2 separate regions of the Homo sapiens genome follow, and region 2 is linked to region 1. Evidence: chromatin loops called from intact Hi-C (ENCODE). Cell type or tissue: left ventricle myocardium inferior. All regions are shown on one strand. Each heading gives the region's core, and the rest is flanking DNA. Links, peaks and the distances in the headings are about the cores only.

Region 1 (9,300 bases), core at 49-8,048:
GAGGTCTACGAGTCCCTCCCTGAGGTGGGGCTCCCCGGCCCAGGCGGGCAGCAGGAAGACCCTGAGCGGGACCCCCCAGGGCCACAGGGACCCAGCCCCTGACCCCAGCCCCTCTGTACCCCCAGGAACTCCAGAAGTGCTTCGATGTGAAGGACGTGCAGATGCTGCAGGACGCCATCAGCAAGATGGACCCCACCGTGAGTAACCCCCGCGCCCCATGCCTTCCCGGCGGGCCGTGTGTCTCCCCCAGCCCTGTGTCCCAAGTCTCTGAAGCCGGCTGGTGAAAGTGCCCCTCCAAGGCTTCTCCAAGGAGTAAGGGGGGTCGTGTCACCTTGGCACACACCCACATATATTGAGCACCTACTGTATCCCAGTATCCAGCAGATAAATGCTGAGCTTTGAGCGCATGTCCTTCGTGACTGTCACTGTTACTGTGACTGAGTCCAGCCTCAGTTTCCTTATCCAAACCACATTTTCTCTCAATATCAGCTCACAAAATGCGTGGGAAAGGGAGGTGAGCACATGGCAGGGGCTGGTAAACGCTGGCTGTTAATTGGATTTTGTCTACTTGTTTTTGAGAGACAGGGTCTTCCTCTCTCACCCAGGCTGCAGTCTCGACCTCCCAGGCTCAAGTGATCCTCCCACCTCAGCCTCCCCAAGTAGCTGGGGTTACAGGCTGACACCATGACATCTAGCTAATTTTTTTTTAAATTATGTTTTTATAAAGACAAGGTCTCACTGGCTATATTTTTGGAAGTGGTAATAGACGTTGAATCTAAGTAGGACACTGTTTGATCCTATTCCTACCACTTGGCTCACTGGTTGATCACACTGGTTTTCTCGTCTGTAAAATGGGTCTAGCTGCAGGACTGGCCCTGAGTTTCTAGAAGCTTCTATGGGCATAGCCATCTAGACCAGGTTCTGCAAACCGCAGCTCCCAGACTCACTGCCTGTCTTTATAATAAAGTTTTATTAGAACAAAGAAGCCACACTCAATTGTTTCCCTATCATCTACAACCGATCTTGCTCTACCACAGCAGAGTTGAGTCGTGATGGAGACCATATGGCTCACGGAACCAGAAATATTTAGTCTGTCCCTTTACCAAAAAAAAATTTGCTGGCTTTTGTTCTAGATTGCACTATCTAAATTTAAATTAAAGTTAAATAAAATTTAAATTTCCAGCTGGGTACGGTGGCTCACGCCTGTAATCTCAGTGCTTTGGGAGGCCAAGGCAGGCAGATCACCTAAGGGCAGGAGTTCAAGACCAGCCTGGCCAACATGGCAAAACCCCATCTCTACTAAAAGTAAAATTAGCCAGGCATGGTGACAGGCGTCGGTAACCCCAGCTACTTGGGAGGCTGAGGCAGGAGAATCACTTGAACCTGGGAGGTGGAGGTTGCAGTGAACCGAGATTGCACCACTGCACTCCAGCCTGGGTGACAGAGTGAGACTCCGTCTCAAATAGGTAAAATATCAATAGGCAGGAAGCCAGCTTGGGGATGTGCAAGGGACAACGGGGACAACGGGGACCACCGGCTGGCGGCCCCACCTCATCTGCCTGCCTTCTCCTCACAGGACGCAAAGTACCACATGCAGCGCTGCATTGACTCTGGCCTCTGGGTCCCCAACTCTAAGGCCAGCGAGGCCAAGGAGGGAGAGGAGGCAGGTCCTGGGGACCCATTACTGGAAGCTGTTCCCAAGACGGGCGATGAGAAGGATGTCAGTGTGTGACCTGCCCCAGCTACCACCGCCACCTGCTTCCAGGCCCCTATGTGCCCCTTTTCAGAAAACAGATAGATGCCATCTCGCCCGCTCCTGACTTCCTCTACTTGCGCTGCTCGGCCCAGCCTGGGGGGCCCGCCCAGCCCTCCCTGGCCTCTCCACTGTCTCCACTCTCCAGCGCCCATTCAAGTCTCTGCTTTGAGTCAAGGGGCTTCACTGCCTGCAGCCCCCCATCAGCATTATGCCAAAGGCCCGGGGGTCCGGGGAAGGGCAGAGGTCACCAGGCTGGTCTACCAGGTAGTTGGGGAGGGTCCCCAGCCAAGGGGCCGGCTCTCGTCACTGGGCTCTGTTTTCACTGTTCGTCTGCTGTCTGTGTCTTCTATTTGGCAAACAGCAATGATCTTCCAATAAAAGATTTCAGATGCTCTCTGGGCTGCTGGGAGGGCCGTTCAGGCAGCCCATCTCTTGTAGGTGGGAGGGAAACTTGGTGGGATATTGGGGGCTGAGCTGTGCTTCTCTGGTCCTTTGCCCACCAGCCATCGTGGGTCCTCGCCTCACACATGCTGTTCCACAACTTGGAACAGTCTTCTTCCAGAGGCCTCAAAAGCCCCCAACCTTCAGTCTCACCCACCCACTCCCTTGTCCCTACTTGGACCTCCAGAATGCAGGGTGGCCCAAGCTGATCACCACCAGAGGGCAGTAGTGATCTGCAAACCAAGTCACATTCCCTAGGGTTTTGTGGATCTGGCGCACCTGCCCGCACCCCACACCTTTCCAGCTTCCTACAACCTTTTGGAGCAGCATCCTGGATGGACTATATCTCCCCACCCTATGGCCAGCGCTGCCCCCAAACAGATTTTTTTTTTTTTTTTTTTTTGAGAGTCCAGCTATCACCCAGGCTGGAGTGCGGTGGTGGAATCTCGGATCACTACAACCTCCACCTCCCAGGTTCAAGTGATTCTCCTGCCTCAGCCTCCTGCTGGGATTATAGGCACCCGCCACCACACTCGGCTAATTTTTTGTGTTTTTAGTAGACATGGGGTTTCACCATATTGGCCACACTAGTCTTGAACTCCTGACCTCAGGTGATCCTCCCACTTTGGCCTCCCAAAGTGCTGGGATTACAGGTGTGAGCCGCTGCACTTGGCCCCACCCCCCCAAACATTCTTGATTCTGACCACTGCCTTTTGTCCCTATGGCCTTCAGGTCCCCATCGCCTCTGGCTCTAATTCCTGCCCCAGCCTCCTCCTCATTCCCCACTACAAGTCAGCCCCTGAACAGGCAGCAGCCAGAGGGTACCTGTGAACACCCAGGTCAGGGCATGTCCCACCTCTGCTCAAAAGCCTCGCAGGACTCCCCTCCCTGGGAGCAGAAGCCGAAGTCCTCCCTGCAACTGACCAGGCCCCCAGCACCATCTGCCTGTTGCCTCGCTGCCCTGTTGTCCCCAACTCCATGCTGGCCCTTGAGCACTTGAAATTTCTCTTCGTGTGGCTTTGGGTGATGCGCTGAGCCTCAGTGTCCCTGCTCTTAGGGCTAACGTCGTCGCGCTAGTGCCCTCCTCAGGCCGTAGTGAGGGGGACAAGTGAGGTAATGGTTCAGACAACTGGCACCTGGCACTCAGATTCTCTGAACGGGGACCTTGGCACTTGCTGGCCGTCTTCAAAAGTCACAAAATATTTCTGCCACAGGAAAAGTCTTAAAGAAGAGTGCACGGCCAGGCGTGGCTCACACCTGTAATCCCAACACTTTGGGAGACTGAGGCAGGAGGATCACTTGAGCCCAGGAGTTCAAGACCAGCCTGGCTAACATGGTGAAACCCAGTCTGCACTAAAAACACAAAAATTAGCCAGGTATGGTGGCACGTGCCTGTAGTCCCAGCTACTCAGGAAGCTGAGGCAGGAGAACTGCTTGAACCTGAGAGGTGGAGGTTGCAGTGAGCCAGGATCACGCCACTGCGCTCCAACCTGGGTGACAAAGACTTATCTCAAAAACAACAACAACAACAAAAAAAAAAAACAGTGCTGGGCGCAGTGGGGCGCACCTGTAGTTACAGATACTTGGGAGGCTAAGGCAGGAGGATTGCTTGAGCCCGGGAGGTCAAGGCTGCAGTGAGCTAAGATCAAAGTACAATAAATACCCAGGTTCACATCAGTTTAAGACATGAAATACCTCCGATCCAGTAGACTTATGCCTACCTCTCCTGGGGGACATCATCTCTGAGGGGACTGCTTGTCACTCAGACCACAGATCAATGCCACTTCTCTGAGGCCCTCCTTGACCTACTTTAATTCCCCTCATGCTCAGCCACCAAACCTGCCTCACATGCCTTTCTTCACACAGACCTGTGTATTGTCACCTCCCATGTACTGTGGGTGCCACCAGAGCACGGACTTTTTCTTGCAACATACACAGTGCCAGAAAGGGGACCTTCAGGAAACATTTGCAAAAGCATTGGATAAAAACCCCTGGAATGCTGTTGTGCCCAAGCCGATCACCACCAGGGGGCAGGAGTGAGCTGCAAATCTAGTAACTTTCCTTAGTGTTTTGTATGAGTGAGAACGACAGGTAGGAGCTGCAGGGGGACTCCTGGAACCCTGATTGAGCCTCAGACACCTTCCAAGATCTTTTTATTTATTTATTTTTCAGAGACAGGGTTCTCTCCATGTTGTTCAGGCTGGATTTGAACAGAGCTGAAGCAGTCTGCTCGCCTCAGCTTCCCAAAGTGTTGGGACTACAGGCCAGTGTGCCCTGCCGAGTAAAAATTTTAATTTTTGAGCGGGGCGCGGTGGCTTACGCCTGTAATCCCAGCACTTTGGGAGGCCGAGGAGGGCGGGTCACAAGGTCAGGAGTCCGCGACCAGCCTGACCAACATGGTGGAACCCCGTCTGTACAAAAAATACAAAACTTAGCCAGGCGTGGTGGCACGTGCCTGTAATCCCAGCTACTCGGGAAGCTGAGGCAGGAGAATCGCTTGAACCCGGGAGGCAGAGGTTGCAGTGAGCCAAGATCGCGCCACTGCACTCCAGCCTGGACAACAGAGTGAGACTCCGTCTCAAAAATAATAATAATAATAATAATTTTTGTTCATCATACACATTTTGGTGTTAATTTCAGTTTTTCAAAATACTGCATTCCTTGTTATTGAAGATTTTGTTTGTATTTTGTGAGACTGAGTCTCACTCTGTCGCCCAGGCTGGAGTGCAGTCGCATGATCTCGGGCTCACTGCAACCTCTGCCTCCCAGTTTCAAGGGATTCTCCCTCCTCAGCCTCCCAAGTAGCTGGGATTACAGGCGCACTCCACCACACCTGGCTTTTTTTTTTTTTTTTTTTTGAGACAGAGTCTCACTCTGTCGCCCAGGCTGGAGTGCAGTGGCATGATCTCGGCTCACTGCAAGCTCCACCTCCGGGGTTCACGCCATTCTCCTGCCTCAGCCTCCCGAGTAGCTGGGACTACAGGCGCCCGCCACCACACCCGGCTAATTTTTTGTATTTTTAGTAGACACGGGGTTTCACCGTGGTCTCGATCTCCTGATCTCGTGATCTGCCCTCCTCGGCCTCCCAAAGTGCTGGGATTACAGGTGTGAGCCACTGTGCCCGGCCCTTTTTTTTTTTTTTTTTTTTTTTTTTTGTGAGATGGAGTCTTGCTCTGTCGCCCAGGCTGGAGTGCAGTGGCCTGATCTCAGCTCACTGCAAGCTCTGCCTCCCGAGCTCACGCCATTCTCCTGCCTCAGCCTCCTGAGTAGCTGGGACTACAGGCGTCTGGCACCACGCCCGGCTAATTTTTATGTATTTTTAGTAGAGACGGGGTTTCGCTGTGTTAGCCAGGATGGGTTTGATTTCCTGACCTCATGATCCACCTGCCTCAGCCTCCCAAAGTACTGGGATTACAGGCGTGAGCTACCGCACCCGGCCTAATTTTTGTATTTTTTGTAGACACAGGGTTTCACTATGTTGGCCAGGTTGGTCTCAAACTCCTGACCTCAAGAGGACTGCCCGCCTTGGCCTTCCGAAGTGCTGGGATTACACACATGAGCCACCATGTGTGGCCCCCCCCTTTTTTTTTTTTAAGAGATGGGATCTGGCTCTGTCACCCAGGCTGGAGTGCAGTGGCACAATCATAGCTCACTGCAGCCTCTAACCTCTGGGCTCAAGTGATTCTCCTGCCTCAACCTCCTGAGTAGCTCAAATTACAGCCAAGAGACACACACTGCATCTGGCTATCCACCACCAGTCCTTTTATTTATTTTTTTTTTGAGACCGAGTCTTGCTCTGTTGCCCAAGCTTAAATGCAGTGGCACGATCTCGGCTCACTGCAACCTCCATCTCCCAGGTTCAAGCGATTCTCCTGCCTCAGCCTCCTGTACAGGCATGCACCACCACACCTGGCTAATGAAGTGTATTAACTCATTTGATGTCCCTGACATGCCTCTGGGTTTGGGACTAAATAGTCACATCTTGCAGAGGAGGAAACTGAGGCACAGTGGGGTTAAGGGGCCGCCCAGGATCACACAGTGATGGAGCTGGGGCTTGAACTCAGCCCGTCTGGTGCCAGCCTTCATGTGTGTAAGTTACTCCTCTGTATCCTCTCAGGCCAGCACCGAGTGTCCCATTTGGGGCTGCTCCTGAGAATTTTCTAGAGAACACAGGTTCACACACGTGCCCAAAGGAGCGTAGAATTTTTGTGGAAAGATTCCCAGGAGGCTGAGTGCGGTAGCCTCATGCCTGTAATCCCAGCACTTTGGGAGGCCAAGGCGGGTGGATCACCTGAGGTCAGGAGTTCGAGACCAGCCTGGCCAAGATGGTGAAACCCCGTGTCTACAAAAAATACAAAAATTAGCTGGGCGTGGTGGCAGGCGCCTCTAATCCCAGCTACTCGGGAGGCTGAGGCAGGAGAATCCCTTGAACCCAGGAGGCAGAGGTTGCAGTGAGCCAAGATCGTGCCATTGTACTCCAGCCTGGGCGACAAGAGGAAAAACTCTGTCTCAAAAAAAAAAGATTTCCCAGGAAATCCATCTCATGGTTGTTTTGAGGAGGAGACTGGCTGTTCCCTGAACTTTCTCACTCATGAAAACACAAAGGTATTTTACTTTTAATCCATCAACTCTTGGCTTTTCCCAGGTCCCAGGGGGCTCTGAGGAGGCCCCTCCCTGCAGCCCTTGCAGAGCCAGGGGAAGCCCCCAGCTTTTGTTCCTTCTGAGAAACCCGCCGTAGTGGCGTGGCCAACTGTCCTGGCCTGCCCAGGACTGTCCCAATTTTAGCATGGAAAGCCCCCCATTGGGGAACCCCCTCAGTCCTGGGAAACCCCCTCCTGTTAGTCACATGTGGGGTCTGGGGCCTCCCTTATGGACCAGGTCTGAGTTTGGGCAGGAGGCGCCAGGCCTTGGCAAAACAGCCTCCTTAGCCTCTTTTCTTCAATTGTCAAGTGGGGGTGCTGATACCACTTGCAAAGAAACTGAGAAGAGGCCAGGTGCAGTGGCTGGTGCCTGGAATCCCAGCACTGTGGGAGGCCGAGGCGGGCGGATCACGAGGTCAGGAGATCGAGACCATCCTGGCTAACCCTGGTGAAACCCCGTCTCTACTAAAAATACAAAAAATTAGCCGGGTGTGGTGGCGGGCACCTGTAGTCCCAGCTACTCGGGAGGCTGAAGCAGGAGAATGGCATGAACCTGGGAGGTGGAGCTTGCAATGAGCCGAGATCACGCCGCTGCACTCCAGCCTGGGCAACAGAGTGAGACTCCATCTCAAAAAAAAAAAAAAAAGAAAGAAACTGAGAAGACCCAGAGATGGCTAAATACCCACGCTCGGCCCCAGTGTGCAGGCTGGGAAAATGTCAGCTTTATTTATTTATTTATTTATTTATTTATTTATTTATTTATTTGATAGGGTCTTGCTCGGTTGCCCAGGCTGGAGTGCAGTGGTGCGATCACAGCTCACTGCAACCTCAACCTGTGGACTCAAGCGATCCTCCCACCCCAGCCTCCCTAGTAGCTGGGACTACAGGCGTGTATCACCATGCCCAGCTAATTTTTAAATTTTTTTTGTAGACACGAGGTTTCACTATGTTGCCCAGGCTGGTCTGGGACTCCTGGGTTCAAGCGATCCTCCTGCCTCTGTCTCTCAAAGTGCTGGGATTACAGGTGCCAGCCACCGCACCAGCTCATTGTTAGAATTGATATCGTTACTGGGAGTATGACTAGCATTGTTATTATTAATCGCCTCATGTGGCATTTCCTTCTAGTTCCTTTGGGAGCGGGGAATACCGGGTCCCAGGCCCACTCGGCCCACTGTGTTCTAGCATCTAATCACGGAGCATTGCCCCAATGGCTGTTGAAAAATCTGGCACTCTCTAGGCCGGGCACGGTGTCTCACACCAGTATTACCCAGCACTTTGGGAGGCCGAGGTGGGTGGATCACCTGAGGTCGGCAGTTCAAGACCAGCCTGACCAACATGGAGAAACCCCATCTCTACTAAAAATACAAAAAAGTAGCCGGGCGTGGTGGCGCATGCCTGTAATCCCAGCTACTTGGGAGGCTGAGGCAGGAGAATCGCTTTAACCCAGGAGGCAGAGGTTGTGGTGAGCCGAGATTGTGCCATTGCACTCCAGCCTGGGCAACAAGAGCGAAACTCCCTCTCTCAATAAAAGAAAAAAGGAAAAAGAAAAATCTGGCACTCTTGGCTTCTAGGTACTGTACTCTAAGCGGCGACAGAGAGGAAGCTCACAGCCAGCCCTCCCGCAGCAGGCAGGACAACAGCCAGGGATTCCTGGCTCCCAGGCCATTCATTCCCCTCCAGCTGTGGCTTCTTAAGCCACCTACTGGGCTGGATGCACAATCTCAGGCACTGAGGGCTTAGCAGACAACCAGACGGACCTCTTTCTGGTGCGGTCCTAGAACCGCAGACAGGCAATAGAACTTGTGCTCAAAGAAACTTCCCAGGGGCTGGGCACGGTGGCTCATGCCTGTAATCCCAGCAGTTTGGGAGGTCAAGGCCAGAGGTCCACTTGAGCCCAGCAGTTTGAGCCCAGTAGTTTGAGACCAGCCTGGGCAACATAGTGAAAACCCATTTCTAAAAAAATTACACACACACAAAAGTTAGCCAGCCGGCCAGGCGAGGTGGCTCACACCGGTATTCCCAGCACTTTGGGAGGCCAAGGCGGGAGGATCACGAGGTCAGGAGATCAAGGCCATCCTGGCCCACATGGTGAAACCTCGTCCCTACTAAAAAATACTAAAAAATTAGCCGGGTGTGGTGGCATGCGCCTGTAATCCCAGCAGTTTGGGAGGTCAAGGCGGGAGGACCACTTGAGCCCAGTAGTTTGAGACCAGCCTGGGCAACATGGTGAAAACCCATTTCTTTTCCTTTTTTTTTTTTTGAGATAGAGTCTCACTCTGTCGCCCAGGCTAGAGTGCAGTGGCGCGATCTCAGCTCACTGCAAACTCCGCCTCCCAGGTTCAAGTGATTCACCTGCCTCAGCTTCCCAAGTAGCTGGGATTATAGGCACCCACCAACACACCCGGCTAATTTTTGTATTTTTAGTAGAGACGGGGTTGGTGGAAGCCCATTTCTATAAAAAAT
Region 2 (9,300 bases), core at 475-8,474, 110 kb after region 1:
CTGTAGTCTCAGCTACTCGGGAGGCTGAGGCAGGAGAATCTCTTGAACCTGGGAGGTGGAGGTTGCAGTGAGCTGAGATCGTGCCACTGCACTCCAGCCTAGGTGACAGAGCGAGACTCCATCTCAAAATAAATGAATGAATGAATGAATGAATGGTTAACTGGGTGTGGTGGTGCACACCTGTAGTCCCTGCTACTTGGGAGGCTGAGGCAGGAGGATCACTTGAGCCCAGGAGTTTAAGGCTATAGTGAACTGTGATCATGCCACTGTACTTTAGCCTGGGAAAGAAAGACCCTGTTTCTATTAAAAAAAAAAAAAAGTCAGTAATGACAGAGTCTAATAACAAAAAGGCTGCGTGTGGTGGCTCACGCCTGTAATCCCAACACTTTGGGGGGCCGAGGCAGGCGGATCACCTGAGGTCAGGAGTTCAAGACCAGCCTGGCCAATATAGTGAAACCCCGTCTCTACCTAAAAATACAAAAATTAGCCAGGCGTGGTGTTGTGTGCCTGTAGTCCCAGCTACTTGAGAGGCTGAGGTTTACTTGTGAGGAAAGGATTACTTCAGCCCAGGAGGCAGAGATTGCAGTGAACTGAGATCGCGCCACTGTACTCTAGACTGAGTGACAGAGTGAGAGTCTCTCTCAGAGGAAAAAAAAAAAAAAAAAAAAAGCATCAGGACCGGGGGGGTCCTGCATTTGATACCCAGCCTTGCTTCTTTGCTGTGGGTAAGTGACTTTGTCTCTCTGAACCTCAGTTTCCTGAACTGTAAAATAGGGCTATTAAAGGTAGGAGAATTCACTTAAGAGGTAGACAGAGTCGCTGTACATAAGCAGGAGGTTTCTTTTTTAGAGTGATTGAAATATTTTAAAATTAGATTGTAGTCATGGTTGTTTGTACAGAAGTCATTGAATTATGTGCTTAAAAGGGATGAATCTTATGGTATTCTAAATCGTATCTCAAGAAAGCAAGGCTGGGGCATGGTGGCTCACATCTGTAATCCCAGTACTTTGGGATGCCAAGGCGGGGTCATTTGAGGCCAGGAGTTCAAGGCTAGCTTGGGCAACATTGCAAGACCTCATTTCTCCAAAAAAAAAAAAAAAAATTAAAAACAAGCTGGGCTTCGGCATGGCGTGGTGGCTTATGCCTGTAATCCCAGCACTTTGGGAGGCCAGAACAGATGGATCACCGGAAGTCAGGAGTTCAAGACCAGCCTGGCCAGGCCAGACATGGTGGCTCACGCCTGTAATCCCAGCACTTTGGGAGGCCAAGGCGGGCGGATCACGAGGTCAGGAGATCAAGACCATCCTGGCTAACACGGTGAAACCCCGTCTCTACTAAAAATACAAAAAATTAGCCAGGCGTGGTGGTGGGCGCCTGTAGTCCCAGCTACTCAGGAGGCTAAGGCAGGAGGATGGAGTGAACCCGGGAGGCGGAGCTTGCAGTGAGCCCAGATCGAACCACTGCACTCCTGCCTGGGCGACAGAGTGAGACTCTGTCTCAAAAAAAAAAAAAAAAAAAAAAAGGCCGGGCACGGTGGCTCATGCCTGTAATCTCAGCACTTTGGGAGGCCGAGGCAGGTGGATCATCTGAGGTTGGGAGTTCGAGACCAGCCTGACCAACATGGAGAAACCCTGTCTTTACTAAAAATACAAAATTAGCCTTGTGTGGTGTCGCATGCCTGTAATCCCAGCTACTCAGGTGGCTGAGGCAAGAGAATAGCTTGATCCTGGGGGTCGGAGGTTGTGGTGAGCTAAGATCCTGCCATTGCACTTCAGCCTGGGCAATAAGAGCGAAACTCCGGTCTCAAACAAACAAACAAAAAACACCAAAGAAAAAAAAAAAACCAGCTGGGCTTCCTGCTGGCTCACACCTGTAGTCCCTGCTACTCAGGAGGCTAAGGGTGGGAGGAGGATTTCTTGAGCCTGGGAGTTTGAGGCTGCAGTCAGCTACGATTGTACCACTGCACTCCAGCCTGGGTGACAAAGTGAGACCCTGAGACCCTGTCTCTAAAAATAAAACAGAAAGCTGTTAAGCTGTTAAAAACAAAAACAAAAAAATATATATATATATAGTCAAGAAAACTCTGACCTCCAGCTCTTCTCTCTTACCACCTCCTATAGACTCTTGCAGAACTTGAGGTACCCTCAAACCTCAGCCCCTAGAGGAAACCCAGCTCAGCTGCCTGGTGCAGCGGGGAGGAAGTCTGTCCTGCTCTCACCTCTTCTTGACCCTGACCTGCAGTCCTTTACCAAATCCTGGTCACTGAAGTATTCAAATACTTGTCTGTCCTTCCCTTCTTGAATACGGTCACTGCCCACAACATGGGCCGCGTGGACAAGGACCATAGCCAACTGCTCATTGGCTTCCAGTAAATCCAGCCTTCAGCTATCTAATCCCTGGCCTGCTCAGAAACCCTCCATGACTCCCTATCACCCCAAGAAGGAAAGTCCCAGCTCCTCCACCTGGCATTCAAGGCTCTGCCAACCTCACCCTTCCTCCCATCAATCAATTTTTTTTTTTTTTTTAGGGGCAGTGTCTCTCTCTGTCACCTGGGCTGGAATGCAGTGGTGCAATCATAGCTGACTGTAACCTCAAATTCCTGGGCTTGACCAGGCTCAGTGGCTCACACCTATAATCCCAGCACTTTGGGAAACTGAGGCAGGAGGATCTCTTGCGGTCAGGCGTTCAAGACCAGCCTGGCTAACATGGTAAACCCTATCTCTACTAAAAATACAAAAAAATTAGCTGGGCATGATGGTGGGCACCTTAATCCCAGCAACTCGGGAGGCTCAGGCAGCAGAATCGGTTGAACCCAGGAGGTGGAGGAGGCTGCAGTGAGCCAAGATGGCACCACTGCACTCCAGCCTGGGCCACAGAGTGAGACTCCATCTCAAAAAAACAAAAACAAAAACAAAAAAATTCCTGGGTTCAAGTGATCCTCCCACTTGAGCCTCCAGAGTAGTTGAGAATACAAGCATATGCCACTGTACCCTAATTTTTTTATTTTTTCTTAGAGACAGGGTCTCGCTATGTTGCCCAGGCTGGTCTCGAACTCCTGGGCTCAAACAATCCTCTTGCTTTGGCCTCCCAAAGCACTGGGATTACAGGTGTGAGCCACTGCACCTGGCCTACACCAACCTACCTCCTCCTCCTCCTGCCTCCATCAAGATTTCTCCCTGCTCCCAACTTTTGCCCAGGCTGTTCCTCCTGCCCAGAATGCCTGTCCTTATGAACTCCTACACATCCTTCAAAGCCCAGCTAGTGGTCGCCTCCTCTAGGAATTACACCTCTAACCTTTTTGGAGAAGATTGAGCCATCCAGGGAGGCTTCTTTATGTTTACACCAGGGGTGGGGCAAGACCAAGCTAGAGTCTCTCTCAGGTACCACCCTCCCACATAACTTTTACTCCTTTGCTACCTGTGCCAGCCATCTGCTCCATTTCACAGAGGTAAAAACTAAGGCAAAGTGGGGCACCCACAGTCATAGAGGGAGAAATGTGGCAGAGCCAGGTCTCAAACCTGGAGTTCTATGCTCTCAGCTATCAGGCAGAGCCGCGCGTGGTGGCTCAAGCCTGTAATCCCAGCACTTCGGGAGGCTGAGGCGGGTGGATCACCAGAGGTCTAGAGTTCGAGACCAGCCTGGCCAACTTGGCGAAACCCTGTCTCTACTAAAAATACAAAAATTAGCCAGGCGTGGTGCCAGGTGCCTGTAATCCCAGCTACTGGAGAGGATGAGGCAGGAGAACTGCTTGAACCCGGGAGATGGAGGTTGCAGTGATCCAGCCTGGGCGACAGAGCAAGACTGTGTGTCAAAAAAAAGAAAAAAAAAAAAAAAAAAAAAAAGACCTATCAGGCAGAGATGCAGAAAAGACCTTCAAAGAGGTTTCCCTGGGGTTTCCAGAAGCTGCTGGGAATGTTCGGGGACTTCCCTCACCTGGGAAGGTCAGCATCTGCTCACCCACCCTCCAAATCAGAAGCAAAGCTGATCATTTGATCATTTACCCAGAGGCTTCCTTGCCCTGACACAATGATAGGAGAACATCCTTTGTCACTCACCGTGTCATTTTCCCCATCAGAGGAGGTCTCACCTGATTGCAAAGTAAATGCAGAAGTCATGTCCCAAGCTATTAAAGGCCTTGCTGGGACTGGAACCCAAGGCTAATCCCAAAGCTACTTGGCCAGTTTTTATTTTTTAGAGACAGGGTCTTTCTCTGTCACCCAGGCTGGAGTGCAGTGGTGTCATCACGGCTCACTACAGCCTGGACCTCCCAGGCTCAGGTGATCCTCCCACCTCAGCCTCCTGAGTAGCTGGGACTACTAGTATGCCAGCACGCTTGGTTAGGTTTTTTATTTTTTGTAGATATGGGGTCTTGCTATGTTGCCCAGGCTGGTGTCCAACTCCTGGCCTCCAAGCGATCCTTCTACTTCGGCCTTCTAAATCACTGGGATTATAGGCATGAGCCACGTGCCTAGCCTGCCCAGTGCTCTTCTGTTTTTTCTTCTTTGATTTTGTTTTGTTTTCATTTGAATTCCTTATTTTGGCCTTGATAACTCTTTCCCACCATTCGAAGTCCCCAAAGTAGGAAGGACGCAAAGAGAAATTCTCGGCTGGGGGCAGTGGCTCACGCCTGTAATCCCAGCACTTTGGGAGGCCGAGGCGGGCAGATCACAAGGTCAGGAGATCAAGACCAGCCTGGCCAACATGATGAAATCCCGTCTCTACTAAAAATACAAAAATTAGCCGGGCGTGGTGCTGGGCGCCTGTAATTCCAGCTACTTGGGAGGCTGAGGCAGGAGAATTGCTTGAACCCGGGAGGGAGAGGTTGCAGTGAGCTGAGATTACACCATTGCACTCCAGGCTGGGGACACAGCAAAACTCCATCTCAAAAAGACAACAACAAAAAAAGAATTCTCAGCCAGGCAAAGTGGCTCACGTTGTAATCCCAGCACTTTGGGAGGCCGAGGCGGGCGGATCACCTGAGGTCAGAGTTCAAGACCAGCCTGACCAACATGGAGAAACCCTGTCTCTACTAAAAATACAAAATTTGCCAGGCGTAGTGGCCCATGCCTGTAATCCCAGCTAGTCGGGAGGCTGAGGCCGGAGAATCACTTAAACTCAGGAGGTGAAGGTTGCGGTGAGCTGAGATCGTGCCATTGCACTCCAGCCTGGGCAACAAGAGTGAAACTCTGTCTCAAAAAAAGGAAAAAACAAAAAGAATTCTCCACACCCAAGCCCTCTCCCACAGCCTCCCAGCCTCTCTTCTCATAGCCAGCTAATATTGTCATTTCTCCCACTTCCTTTTAGGGCTATTTTATACATAAATACAGCCTCCCCGAAACTGCCCTTCCCTAATGTGAGGGTGGCATACCACTCATATTCAACATACCTTCTTTTATTTCTTTTTTTTTTTTTTTTGAGATGGAGTTTTGCTCTTGTTGCCCAAGCTGGAGTGCAGTGGCGCAATCTCAGCTCACCGCAACCTCTGCCTCCCAGTTTCAAGAGATTCTCCTGCCTCAGCCTCCCGAGTAGCTGGGATTACAGGTATGTGCCACTATGCCTGGCTAGTTTTTTTTGTATTTTTAATAGAGACGGGGTTTCTCCATGGTGGTCAGGCTGGTCTCGAACTCCTGACCTCAAGTGATCCGCCTCCCTCAGCCTCCCAAAGTGCTGGGATTACAGGCGTGAGCCACCGTGCCCAGCCCATGACATTTTGAGAACTGATGCCCAATTTCCCGCCACAGGGTTGGGCTTATTTATGCTCCCAACAGCACTGTCCTAGGACCTCCTACGTTCCAATAGCCTTGGCAGCACAGCTGTTATCAATTCTTTTTTTTTTTTTTTTTTTTGAGATGGAGTCTTGCTCTGTCGCCCAGGCTGGAGTGCAGTGGCACGATCTTGGCTCACTGCAAGCTCTGCCTCCCGGGTTCATGCCATTCTCCTGCCTCAGCCTCCTGAGTAGCTGGGACCACAGGCGCCTGCCACCATGCCCGGCTAATTTTTTGTAGTTTTAGTAGAGACGGGGTTTCACCATGTTAGCCAGGATGGTCTCGATCTCCTGACCTTGTGATCCGCCCGCCTCGGCCTCCCAAAGTGCTGGGATTACAGGCGTGAGCCACTGCGCCCGGCCATCAATTCTTTTGTTTGTTACCAATATGTGAAAAATGCCATCCCAGGGCTAGTTTTAACTCATATCTTTTTTTTTTTTTTTAAATAAAAATGGGGTTTTGCTATGTTGCCTAGGATGGATTCGAACTCCTAGGATTCGAACCCCTGGGTTAAAGCAATCCTCCCATCACAGCCTCAGGAGCAGCTGGGATTACAGGTGCACACCACGATGCCCAGCTAAATTATTTACTTTTTTTTTCCGGTAGAAACAGGGTCTTGGATGGGCACAGTGGCTTACACCTGTAATCCCAGCACTTTGGGAGGCCGAGGCGGGCGGACCACTAGGTCAGGAGATTGAGACCATCCTGGCTAACACAGTGAAACCCCGTCTCTACTAAAAATACAAAAAAATGAGCCGGGCATGGTGGCAGGCGCCTGTAGTCCCAGCTACTCGGGAGGCTGAGGCAGGAGAATGGCGTGAACCCGGGAGGCGGAGCTTGCAGTGAGCCGAGATCACACCACTGCACTCCAGCCTGGGCGACAGAGTGAGACTCCGTCTCAAAAAAAAAAAAAAAAAAAAGAAAGAAACAGGGTCTCACTCTGTTGCCCAGGCTGGTCTCAAACTCCTGGGCTCAAACCATCCTTCTGCCTCAGCCTCTGGAGTAGTTGGGATTATAGGTACAAGCCACCACACTTGGCTTAATTTGCATCTTTTATTAAAGTGTCTGAAGCAGGACCGTGTCATATGTTCAAAGAGTGAGGCATAGAGAGATGGCATTTTTTTTTTCTTGAGATGGAATCTTGCTCTGTTATCCAGACTGGAGTGCACTGGCACGATCGCGGCTCACTGCAATCTCTGCCTCTCAGGTTCAAGCGTTCTCCTGCCTCAGCCTTCCAAGTAGCTGGGATTACAGGCGCTTGACACCATGCCCGGCTGATTTTTGTATTTTCAGCAGAGACAGGGTTTCGCCATGTTGGCGAAACTTAAACTCCTGATCTCAGGTGATCCGCCAGCCTCAGCCTCTCAAAGTGCTGGGATTACAGGCATGAGCCACCGCACCCAGCCTGTAAATACTTTAATTGTACCCAAAGAAATTCACAAAGGGACTTTCCAAGGATGTCCCCACCTGCCCTGCAAGGAGCCCCTCCTTGACCCTACGAGCAAGTGGCAAAGATTCCCCCAGGCCTCTGCAGGTGCCCCTGCACGTCTCTCCCACCGGGTCTGCCTAGTCCAGCCCTCCGGGCTCAGTTACTCACAGTACACGGTGAGGAAGGTTTTAGCTGTTGACTGCCCATCAGGGCAGTTTGAATAGCACATTGGTTGGCTATCTTCTTGCACATTGCTCAGTTCATACACCTTCCGGTTGTTCCCAGGCAGGAGCAACTCCTTTTTAGGCAACGGGGTCTCTATGCCCAACAACTTGGGCTGGTCACAGGAGGTGCTGCATGTCACCAGCACGGAGCCTCCCCGGGGCAGGATGACTTTTGAGGGGGACACAGATGTCTGGGCATTGCCAGGTCCTAGAAGAAACGAGGGAAGAGGCGACAGGCATTACAAATCAGGTTCATCAAGGGAATGTGCGCCCAGCCTGTGCTGGGTGCTGGAGGCACAGCCTTAACAAGACAATACTTTGCCTTCGATGTGGAAGTTAAAGAGAAAATTCATGAGCAGGCCGGGTGTGGTGGCTCACGCCTGTAATCCCAGCACTTTGGGAGGCCAAGGCGGGCAGATCACTTGAGGTCAGGAATTTGAGATCAGCCTGGCCAACATGACAAAGCCCCGTCTCCACTAAAAATACAAAAATTAGCTGGGCATGGTGGGACGTGCCTGTAGTCCTAGCTATTTGGGAGGCTGAGGCACAAGAATCACTTGAACCTGGGAGGTGGAGGTTACAGTGAGCCAAGATTGTGCCACTGCACTCCAGCCTGAGCAACAGAACGAGACTCTGTCTCCAAAAAAAAAAAAAAAAAAATTATGAGCAAACAAGATAATTAATAACTGATGTTAATATGAGCTTTGACAAAAACAAAACAGGGTGATAGAATAGACAGTGCTTTGGTGACAGGGTAATGTTTCAGCAGAGATCTAAATGACGAGAAAGGGCTGGCTGTCCGGAGAAAAGGGAAATAAGTTCCAGGCAAGTACAGATGTCCCGGGGCAGGGTGGCTGGAGCTGAGTGAGCAAGGATGAAGAGGGGGAGATTAATTCAGGAAGATCCCGTGAGCACTGAAGGCCATGCTAAAGATGTGTTCTTTTATTTTTTTTTTTTTTGAGATGGAGTCTCGCTTTGTCACTCAGACTGGAGTGCAGTGGCGCAATCTCAGCTCACTGCAACCTTTGCCTCCCGGGTTCAAGTGATTCTCCTGCCTCAGCCTCCAGAGTATCTGGGATTACAGGCAAGCACCACCACGCCCAGCTAATTTTTGTATTTTTAATAGAGACGGGGTTTCGCCACGTCGGCCAGCCTGCTCTCAAACTCCTGGCCTCAAGTGATCCGCCCGCCTCAGCCTCCCAAAGTGCTGGGATTACAGGCGTGAACCACCACGCCCAGCCACATGTGTTCTTTATACTGAGGGCAATAGGGAGCCATGGAAGGACTTTAGCCATCACTTTTTTTTTTTTAAACGGGTCTCCCTCTGTTACCCAGGCTGGAATACAGTGGCACAATCATAGCTCACTGTAACCTTGAACTCCTGGGCTCAAGTGATCCTCCCATCTCAGCCTCCCAAGTAGCTGGGACTACAGGACACCACCATACCCGGCTAATATTTGAAAAACATTTTTTTTTTTTTGAGACGGAGTTTAGCTCTTGTTGCCCAGGCTGGAGTGCAATGGCACGATCTCAGTTCACCGCAACCTCCGCCTCCCAGGTTCAAGCGATTCTCCTGCCTCAGCCTCCCGAGTAGCTGGGATTACAGGCATGCGCCACCACGCCCGGGTAATTTTGTACTTTTAGTAGAGACGGGGTTTCTCCATGTTGGTCAGGCTGGTCTCAAACTCCTGACCTCAGGTAATCCGCCCGCCTCAGCCTCCCAAAGTGCTGGGATTATAGGTGTGAGCCACCGCGCCTGGCCCTGAAAAACATTTTTGTAGAGATGGGGTCTCACTATGTTGCTAAGGCTGGTCTCAAACTCCTGGCCTCAAGTGATCCTCCCGCCTAAGCCTCCCAAAATGCCAGGATTACAGGTGTGAGC

The links. Peaks named below come from ENCODE experiments on the same cell type or tissue, not always from the same donor. Only the 100,000 strongest peaks of a DNase experiment are listed, where the experiment ranks them.
Region 2: a loop joins it to region 1, with 5 times the contacts of the local background. A loop is called at or near these places in 107 of 110 quality-filtered maps.

What each region holds. Positions count from the first base shown.
Region 1 is chr19:10,383,983-10,393,282 of GRCh38, reverse strand. It overlaps CDC37 (cell division cycle 37, HSP90 cochaperone), which reads left to right. Exons shown (of 8, transcript NM_007065.4): 6 at 1-24; 7 at 126-197; 8 at 1,577-2,150. The coding sequence ends at 1,732. Among named protein-coding and RNA genes, the nearest start is that of TYK2, 8.1 kb to the right of the region's middle. RefSeq lists enhancers at 4,389-4,448, 4,028-4,528, 6,691-6,750, 6,831-7,220. In left ventricle myocardium inferior, for the core only: CTCF peaks have their summits at 2,196, 2,395 (motif pointing right), 4,014 and 4,219 (motif pointing right); DNase peaks (open chromatin) are centred at 2,412 and 4,232; H3K27ac peaks cover 2,489 bases.
Region 2 is chr19:10,273,091-10,282,390 of GRCh38, reverse strand. It overlaps ICAM1 (intercellular adhesion molecule 1), which reads right to left. Exons shown (of 7, transcript NM_000201.3): 2 at 7,363-7,626. All of the region lies in intron 1 of LIMASI (lncRNA inflammatory and mucous response associated, antisense to ICAM1), which reads left to right. Among named protein-coding and RNA genes, the nearest start is that of LIMASI, 5.7 kb to the left of the region's middle. In left ventricle myocardium inferior, for the core only: no CTCF peak of the experiment used is centred there; no DNase peak of the experiment used is centred there.